Linked DNA regions of Homo sapiens: region 1 is linked to region 2. A link is a contact called in ENCODE POLR2A ChIA-PET data. All regions are on one chromosome and are shown on one strand. Each heading gives the region's core, a stretch centred on a gene start or an enhancer-like site at or near the end of the contact. The rest is flanking DNA. Distances are from core to core; before and after follow the strand shown. Region 1 overlaps SPRY4-AS1 (SPRY4 antisense RNA 1). Region 2 has its middle 160 kb from the start of FGF1.

Region 1 (4,886 bases), core at 1,940-4,439, 140 kb after region 2:
AATTTCAGGTATTAAATATCTCATTGAAGTAAAACTAAGATTAAATTTTCAAAATGTTATTTCTTTAGTTTTGAAATAATTTTGATCAAAACGTTAACATTAACTTGTATTTTGCCTTTTACTTTTAATAGATTACAGTGAACATTTTATAAGAAAAAGCTTGTTTAAAAAGGTAATTTGGAGGCTGGGTGCGGTGGCTCATGCCTGCAATCCCAGCACTCTGGGAGGCCGAAGCGGGAAGATCACGACATCAAGAGATCAAGACTGTCGTCCTCATCAGTATAGTGGTGAGTATCCCCGCCTGTCACGCGGGAGACTGGGGTTCGATTCCCTGAGGAGGAGGCAGCAGTCCTTTGGCCGGGCGCGGTGGCTCACACCTGTAATCCCAGCACTTTGGGAGGCCAAGGTGGGCGGATCACCTGAGGTCAGGAGTTCCAGACCAGCCTGATCCACACAGAGAAACCCCATCTCTACTAAAAATGCAAAATTAGCGGAGCTTGGTGGCACATGCCTATAATCCCAGCTATTTGGGAAGGCTGAGGCAGGAGAATCGCTTGAACCTGGGAGGGGGAGGGGGAGGTGGAGGTGGAGGGTGCGGTGAGCTGAGATCATGCCATTGCACTCCAGCCTGGGCAACAAAAGCAAAACTCCATCTCAAAAAAAAAAAAAAAAAAAAAAAAAAAAGAGATCGAGACCATCTTGGCCAACATAGTAAAACCCTGTCATTAGCTGGGCATGGTGACACGCACCTGTAGTCCCAGCTACTTGGGAGGCTGAGGCAGGAGAATCGCTTGAACCTGGGAGGCGGAGGTTTCAGCAAGCCAAGATCGCGCCACTGCACTCCAGCCTGGGGGACAAAGTGAGACTCCGCCTCAAAAAATAAAATAAAATAAAATAAACACCAGTCTGATTAAAGCTGCTGTTCACAGAGTTTCCCCTTATTTGCAGCCCAAAGCATCCCTAACTAATAAAATAGGGCCCAGCTCAGGACTGAATGACATAAATCATGTGACTGGCAAACAGCTCAGTTTTACTCACTCACTATGAGCCAGGGCTATTCTTATGATGGGGCTCCTGGAGCAATGCCTGGCACATAGTTAGGGCACCAAAGAGCTCACCATCCAAACCAGGCACTTTTCAGAGTAAAAGATGGTGCAAATAAAAATTATACCAGGACCAAAGGCCTGTAGCAGGTCAACTAAGCATAAACATTCAATGTCAACTCTGCTTATTCGTGGATTAACTTCAACATCACTTCCTCTGGGCAGGTCTTCCCGATTCCCCCCACTCCATAAAAGCCCACAACTCTTCTTATGTCCTGTATCTCAGCACCTCTCACAGAGTGTATCGCAAAAGCCTGTCTACAAGTCTGCATACACAGCACAAGACCACAGGTCCAGAAAGGTGGGGCTGTGTCTGTCCATTCTTCACTGTATCCATGGGGACTAGCAAATAGTGAGGGTTCAATTAATATTTCTTGAATTAACTAATTATGTCTGTTGCTTATATCCTTGCCTGACCCTAGAAAGTCCACTACGAGTTAAATGTTCTTATATTTACATTTGGGTTCTATGGGAGCGGACCTGTATTATTTATATTCACTCATGTGTCCCCTGAAGTCCTAACTGCAGGGTCCAGGACAGGTTTTTTGTTTTTCCATCGTCCTTTCCAATGGGCAGATAACATGCCTATGGGAACTGTAACAACAGAGAAGAGAGGGAGAGCCTAGAGCTCCCACTAAATGTATCAAGTTTACATTGTCTAGTTGTTAGAAGAGTAAAGAATCAAGATGGGAAATCTCATCCTAGCTAGGCACACAGGCCACATTACTCTGTTAGCAAGAGACCTTTTTTTTTTTTTTTTTTTGAGATGGAGTTTTACTCTTGTTGCCCAGGCTGGAGTGCAATGGTGCAATCTCAGCTCACTGCAACCTCTGCCTCCCGGGTTTAAGCGATTCTCCTGCCTCAGCCTCCTAAGTAGCTGGGGTTACAGGCGCCTGCCACCATGCCCAGCTAATTTTCTATTTTTAGTAGAGGAAAGGTTTCACCATTTTGGTCAGGCTGGTCTCAAACTCCCAACCTCGGGTGATCCACTTGCCTGAGCCTCCCAAAGTACAGGGATTACAGGCATGAGCCACCGTGCTTGGCCAGCAAGTGATTTTTCAACTATGTCTTTCCTTGGCCGAGTGCAGTGACCCACGCCTGCAATCCTAGCACTTTGGTAGGCTGAGGCAGGTGGATCACTTGAGCCCAGGAGTTCGAGACCTGCCTGGGCAACACGGCAAACCCCGCCCCCTCCATTTTTAGTAAAAATACAGAAAAAAAAAAAAAGCCAGACAGCCGGTCGTAGTGGCTCACACCTGTAATCCCAGCACTTTGGGAGGCCAAGGTGGGTGGATCACTTGAGGTCAGGTGTTCTGAGACCAGCCTGGCCAACATAGTGAAACCCCATCTCTAAAAATACCAAAAAGAAATCAGCCAAGCACGGTGGTGCACAACTGTAGTCCCAGCTATTCAGGGGGCTGAGGCAGGAGAACTGCTTGATCTCAGCGGTGAGCCAAGATTGTGCCACTGCACTCCAGCCTCCAGCCTGGGGAAGGAAGGAAGGAAGGAAGGAAGGAAGGAAGGAAGGAAGGAAGGAAGGAAGGAAGGAAGGAAGGAAGGAAGGAAGGAGGGAAGGAAGGAGGGAAGGAAGGAGAGAAGGAAAGGGAAGGAAAGGGAAAGAAAGGGAAGGAAAGGGAAGGGAGGGAAGGGAGGAAAAGAAGGAAAAGAAAGGAAAGAAAGAACCAAGCATGGGGTGTGCCACGTGCCTGTAGTCCCAGTTACTTGGGAGGCTGAGGTGGGAGGATCTCCTGAGCCCAGGAAGTAGAGGCTGCAGTGAGCCAAGATCACGCCACTGCACTCCAGCCTGGGAACATATCTCATGTGATGAGGACAGCCTGTTAGGTTTTGTTCCCCAGACATAATTCTCCATATCTCAACCGGGGATCCTGAGCACACAGCAACCTAGTACTTTCCTCTTCTCTTTCCCTAGTTAGCTTGCAGCTGTTGCCTCAGTAAACCAGCTCTCCAGGACATCCTTCCAGAACTGTGTGCCAGAGTCAGGCAGCCTGACCCAAAAGGGCCAGACACTCTGGCACGTGTCTCCTCAGCCAGACCCCAGAACTCAAAATCCCCTCCTACGAAGGAAGAGAAAAACAACACAGGCTCCCACCAGCCAAAAAAGAACGACAGAAGGAAAGCACAGAATCTGTCCCCTTCTCCTTCTGCCCCATCCTTTTCACATCACATCAAGCCAAGCTGTCTTTGGGGAACAGACAAGATGCAACAGGCAGTTAGACTGGCCCACCCTGGCTAACAAGGCCATCTGACTTCACCAGCAGAACCCCCTTCCAGGTTCAGGGGAAGGGGGCTCAGGGGCTGTATATTTGACAGCAGAAAGAATCGGCTGTGATTTGGGGACTAACATCATACTAGCTGCCCAGCTACCCACAGCTGTGCTGGGAATGTGGCTCTACCAGGAACACTGCTACAGCCAGTCAAGTGTGTCACAGCCCACTTCCATCACCACATTTACGGTCTTCTCTAATGCAGTCAATCTGACAGACAGAAGTCGGAGTGAAAACTGTGCAGATGCCTGCGCTGATCCCATGAGACATTACCAATTTTGTTTTTCCCACATTGTGCACCCAAGATTTCAGAAAAATTCCTTACCTTTCACTAGTCAGAGAGCCGCCTTTTCCATCTGTTGGGGATGCTTTCTTTTCTCTTTCATTAATGCAAATATCACCAGAGCAGTGATTAAAGCGAAGATACAATTTTGAGTTAGTTGTCTATCTTTGGACCTAGAAGGAGACTGCAATGAAAAGTGGATTCTTTCTGGAAACCTAATGGATTATTTTTCCCTGACCCCTGATAACTTACTTTCCTAATCTACAGGACATCCCCCCTACCTGCCTTTACATTAACTTCCCTAGGCGGGAAGAAAAAGACATTTCTGGTTGTGGGAGGGAGGAGGTGGTGGTGAAACAAGCAAATACAGTGAGGCTCCCCTGGCCCCCATCTGTTCCAAATCTTCCCCTCACAGGATGTCATGTCTGAAAAGCAAGAAAAATATTCCTTCCTCTTCCAACATTCAGCAGAATCTTGCATGCAAAGAGAAGAATGTCTCGTTACTCTGTGGGTTCTCATCTGCTTTTTAACTCACAAATTGCCGAATTACACTAGCCCCTCCACCCTCTCCCTCTCTCCCAGTAAAACCCCAGGGGCAGCAGGGCTCAGCACCAGCGAGGAGCTAGCTCCCCACCATACCACCATACCTCTGGCACAAAGGATTAGTTCTCCTGAGCCTGGCCAATGACTTTTGCAGATTTCTAAGCTGAAGACAGGCCAGAGAGCTGTCAGAGCCCCCAGAGGAAGTGAGGCCACCCCCAGGGGGTAAAAGGAGTGGGCTCAGAATTCCCCACTTTTGACCCTGCACTCTCCCTCTCCCCAGCTTCTAGGCACTTTGCATATGGAAGTGCACAGGCAGCCAAGTCCTGGGCATTTGAACAGGAAGGATGTTCCTCAGTAGCTCACAAGGACCCTAACTGCTGCATTTCCAGGACTGGGAGGGCGATATTTATAGAAAGGGCAGCCAGCCAAGCGAGATCAGCTCCAACTTTATTTCAACTAACCCTCTTTTCCATCTTCTGTAGCTCTCCTTCAAGTTAAACAGAGAGGCATTCCTCCCTTTATTGCTTGATTTTTACGCAAGGGCTGAGGCTCTCATTAAAATGATTGAGAAACCCTGACTGAAAAGATGGAAAAGGACCTGCCTGCCTGCCCCTCCCCCTTGGCTCTTAATCTTCCTCTCCTACGTCCCTCTGCCCTGCTTCCCTGCATTCC
Region 2 (4,933 bases), core at 720-3,219:
ACTTCCATTTTAACAAAGATAATAAAACATCCTTGTACTGAAACCCGTTCATCTCAGAAAACATTAAGAGAACTATGCATGATGATTCTTTCAAATCTGGTTGACCTTATTTTCCTGTAAAATTCTCTTTGGTTTTGGCATCAGAACTGAGTTCTGAACTGAGGAAAGTGTAGTGGTGTCCCAGCACCAGGATTTGGTCTTCAACACAATAAACGGCTTTGTCAAAGGCAGAACGATGCGCAGCCCACTGGGTTCAAGTCCATGCCTATTGCTTACTACCTGAATGATATAGAACATGATACTTCCTCTCTGTGCCTTGGTTTCCTCAGTTGTGAGATGGGGATAATAATACATACTGGAGATGACAGTAGACACTTCATAAGATTGTTGTGAGGTCTAATGGAAAATGTGTGTAAAGAGCTTAGCACAAGGCCTGGCATGGAGTGAGTGTTAGTGACTATTAATTCAAGGTCTGGATTCAGAGAGGTCTCTCAGCTTTAAGACACACACTTGTATGATAAGGTCCAGCTGACTTCCTAAAGCCCATGTAATAAATGTATCTGCTGGACAGCTGTCCTTTTAAGTGTAAGTAACTTCTGGGTGTTTCCAAGTCTGGGACATTGCTTACTTACCTCATTAAGTCCTACTTCTCAGAGAAGCTGCTGCCCCACATTCCTGGCCTTCCTTGAAGATGGAGTGAAGGTATATGATCAGTCTTCTCTAATCAGAGAGACTTATCTTCACAAGAGTAACATGCATAATCCATTTTGTGGCAAGGGTAATGGCGTGACACGTGGTGCTTGGGGGCAGCCATCGGGAGGCTCAGAAGTTCAGAGCCCACGTCACAGTGAGAGCTGCAGAGGTGGACACAAGTGTGTGTATGTGTGCGTGTGTGTGTGTGTGTGAGAGAGAGAGTACACTGTGTGTGTGTCTAAGCATTCAGTAAATGAAATAGGGATATGATTTCAAATCAGTTGGGGAAGACAGTTTAGTCAACAAGCAGTCTAAATATATCTGACAACTCATTTAGAGGAAAACTTAGATTCTTACTTCTTATAATACACTAAGACAAATTCCAAATGGATTAGGGTTTAAATGTAAATCAATGACATGAAATAATATATGAAGCTATCAGAAAAGTATATAGGGAAATAGTAATATGATCTTGGATGGGGATGGTTTTTCTACGTGTATTAGGATGTCCCAGTTGAGCCTGAACTGGGACTCAGAGTTTGGCTCTGTTTGGAACTGGGCAGGCTCGTACAGCCAGTGTGGGTTGGGAGCAAATATATAGTTTGGGATTTTATTTGTCTGCAGGTAAACAGGCCTTCAGGAGGTGAGGTGGCAGGAAGGAGTTAATGGTAGATATTGACTGAAATGGACACAGGTTATGGTAAGAGGCTTCTGGCCCCAGGGACCAGATCTGAGTGCCCATGAAGTAGGGACAGTTCTGTTAGGAACATAGTGTGGCCCTAGCACAATGAGCATGGAAGGGACCATTTGAGCACCCAGAAGGCCTTCTGGGCCTGAAAGCACAAGGACTCGAGGCTTTCGTGGAGGTCTACAAGGTAATGCAAGTAGTATGGAGGCAAAGCCTGCCACGCATGAGGATCAGGAGCAGAAGTTGTGGCCACCTCACCTGCTAGATGCTTCCTTGTTTATATAAGGCTGGTTCTACAGATAATCAGTAGATTAAGAAATGACTCAGAGGGCAGATTCTGGCAAGACCATGGTGGTGATATAGTCTTTGAATCTCTTCGAATTCTCACACTGAAACAGAAAACCAAAAAAGCATGGAAGCATTTACAGCAAAACTAGATATTACAGATTAAATAATGGTGGCAAATACTCTGCAGCTCCTTACATCAAAAGCTGGAGTCTATCCTTCCACTCTTTGTGTCTGGACTTGCTTTCAACAATGGAATGTAGAGGAAGTAACACTGGCTGACTCCACAGCCTTGGTCTTGTTGAACAACCTGACTCACCTCCCTAATGATGAGACACCTCCATGAGTTCATAGTTTTGTTTTGTTTTTTTTTTAAGTCAGTTTTTGATGATGACAGGGAATCAATTCATTATCTTAAAAATTGATGTATAGGCCAGACATGGTGGCTCATGCCTGTAATCCCAGCACTTTGAGAGGTTGAGGCGGGTGGATCATGAGGTCAGGAGTTCGAGACCAGCCTGGCCAACATGGTGAAACCCCATCTCTACTAAAAATACAAAAAATTAGCCAGGCGTGGTGGCAGGCGCCTGTAATCCCAGCTACTCGGGAGGCTGAGGCAGGAGAATCACTTCAACCTGGGAGGCAGAGGTTGCAGTGAGCTGAGATCATGCCATTACACTCCAGCCTGGGCGACAGTGCCAGACTCTGTTTCCAAAAAAAAAAAGAAAAAAAGAAAAAACTTGATGAATAAAGAGAAAGCATTTATTCTGCCTTTCCTATATGAATTGTGCCACTGTGTAAGCAAATATTAGATGAGGCACAGCACCTCTTTATAATAAAAAGTATTCCAGTGAATGAATGAGAAAAAAGAACTAGAATCATCAGCAGCCTATAACCCCAATGAATTAAGACTGAGGCGGCCAGGTGCGGTGGCTCACACCTGTAATCCCAGCACTTTGGGAGGCCGAGGCGGGCGGATTAAGAGGTCAGGAGATCGAGACCATCCTGGCTAACACAGTGAAACCCCGTCTCTACTAAAAATACAAAAAATCAGCCGGGCGTGGTGGCGGGCGCCTGTAGTCCCAGCTACACAGGAGGCTGAGGCAGGAGTAAAGTGTGAACCCAGGAGGCGGAGCTGGCAATGAGCTGAGATCGCACCACTGCGCTCTAGCCTGGGCAACAGAGTGAGACTCCGTCTCAAAAAAACAAACAAACAAACAAACAAAAAGACTGAGGCAATGTGCACCAACAGCTACTAACATTACAAAAAAAAAGAGACAAGCAAACTTGATGTGCCACCTGATGAAGAAATGCAGTACCATTTATAGTCTTGCCCAAGGGATCAGCCATAAGTCTGATCAAGCCTCTGAATCAGTTGCCAATTTGCAGGAAATAAAAAGGACATAGGCAAACACGCTGAAGTGCACCATGGGATCGAAATGGACCAATTCCAGACCGTGGGCAACTCTACGGGTTGAGTACCTCTAATTTTTCAACAGATAAATTCTTTTTTTTTGAGACGCAGTTTCGCTCTTGTTGCCCAGGCTGGAGTGCAGAGGGGCAATCTCAGCTCACTGCAGCCTCCGCCTCCGGGGTTAAAGCAATTCTCCTGCCTCAGCCTCCCAAGTAGCTAGGATTACAGGTACCCGCCACCATGCTCAGCTAATTTTTTGTAATTTTAATAGAGACGGGGTTTCACCATGTTGGCCAGGCTGGTCTCTAACTCTTGGCCTCAGGTGATCCCCTTGCCTTGGCCTCTCAAAGTGCTGGGATTACAGGCGTGAGCCACTGTGCCTGGCCTCAACAGATAAATTCTAAGGAAAAGAAAAGAATGGTGAGAAATCTGTTAAAGAATCTTTTAAGAAATTGTTTTAAGAGGGAAAGACCAAGCTGTAGTATATAGGAATACATATTTGGGTGATAAAACTATTTTCTAAACTATGAGGAAGTGATTAAAGTCGGGCCAGCAGGAACTTTCTGGGGGAAGGAAGGAGTAGGATTGGACAGAGCCCAGGGTGGACCTTCTGGAGGAGGCAGCTCAGTTATGTTTGTGGACCTGGGAAGGGTTTGCCTTAGAATAATTCATTAAACTGTATATTTGTTTTGTAAGATTTTCTGTTTCTGGCTTTTTGTTTGTTTACAATACAAAGGGTTTTTACAAAGAAATAATTCTGAAAAGCAGGAAGTGAAAAAGTGAAACAATTATAGCTAGAGAGGTCTTCTCATACTGTTTATGGTTAGAGAAGCTGAAATAAGAAGCTGAACTCTGCTAGAGAGGCAAACAATACGGGCAGTTTACCTAGAGTGATTTTTCATAAGGGTAATCATCTTTTTGGGGAGGAAACAAATTAGAAGGGGATTAAGCAGTTTAACAGATGTGCAGAGAAAAAGGCTAGAAAAGGTATATACGGCATTTGCCTAGAAAGGATATACAAGGTATTTGCCATGGCATATTTTGAAATAAAGCATTATGAATGTTATTTATATTAATTCATGTTCCTTATCTAATGGTTCAACAATGTACATATATTGATTTTGTGAAACAAACCATTATTTTTCTTTTAAACTGGTTAACACCAGTCAGTAGAGTGTTTCTCTAGGTCCTGGTGGACACAACCCCTGTAGCAGTCTTAGATCCTGAGCCTGTCACACTCTGCCCCAGGCATTAAGAGCGTCCCATTCACACCCTTGGCTTGGATAGGTCCTTGCCCACAAGGAAACCTTTAGGTCATCATTTGGCTTCCCATATTACTGTCTTTCAGGGAGAGAATGCATTGAAGAGCTAATGTGAGCATTCCTGTGTATTTCATAGTAATATTTCTCACTGTAAATTAATACATGTTAAAGTACTTGTAGAAGGATTGGCTTAGGTCAAGAAGATGAACACTACTTTCTCTGAAAACCATGAGAAGGATAAATGATGAGATTTATTATTTTATACTTTAAAACCCTGGTCTATTTTTCTTCTGGACATTAGGATGAATCATCTGCTGAGTCCAGGGAAGGCTGGAACAGCTGCAAAAGGCAATGAGAAAGGGCTGAACCAAACACAGGTGAAGGAATTACTTCCTAACCCTCCAGATCCTACCTTGCACTGTCTATGCTGGCTCACCAGATCACCAAAAGGCACCCAAATTCCTGATTCAGATTCAGCTAGGACATACTAACACACTTAGAAATGCCATTCCCATCCAAGCTTAAATATTCACATACATATGTTATATATATAAATATATATATTTTTTGAGACATTTTCTATTGCCCAGG

Evidence for each region. ChIA-PET counts read pairs that join two places held with the same protein, here RNA polymerase II (POLR2A).
Region 1: POLR2A ChIA-PET joins it to region 2 with 13 read pairs in activated T-cell. The contact joins two enhancer-like sites. POLR2A ChIA-PET finds 5 or more read pairs at or near these places in 3 of 52 experiments (activated T-cell and naive thymus-derived CD8-positive, alpha-beta T cell).

The regions. Positions count from the first base shown.
Region 1 is chr5:142,389,879-142,394,764 of GRCh38, reverse strand. All of the region lies in intron 3 of SPRY4-AS1 (SPRY4 antisense RNA 1), which reads right to left. Among named protein-coding and RNA genes, the nearest start is that of SPRY4-AS1, 67 kb to the right of the region's middle. RefSeq lists an enhancer at 2,096-2,775. Within about 2 kb of position 3,189, at least 4 of the 41 ENCODE cell types and tissues checked have a DNase peak (open chromatin) inside an H3K27ac peak, as active enhancers do.
Region 2 is chr5:142,526,832-142,531,764 of GRCh38, reverse strand. No RefSeq gene overlaps it. Among named protein-coding and RNA genes, the nearest start is that of FGF1, 160 kb to the left of the region's middle. Within about 2 kb of position 1,969, at least 4 of the 41 ENCODE cell types and tissues checked have a DNase peak (open chromatin) inside an H3K27ac peak, as active enhancers do.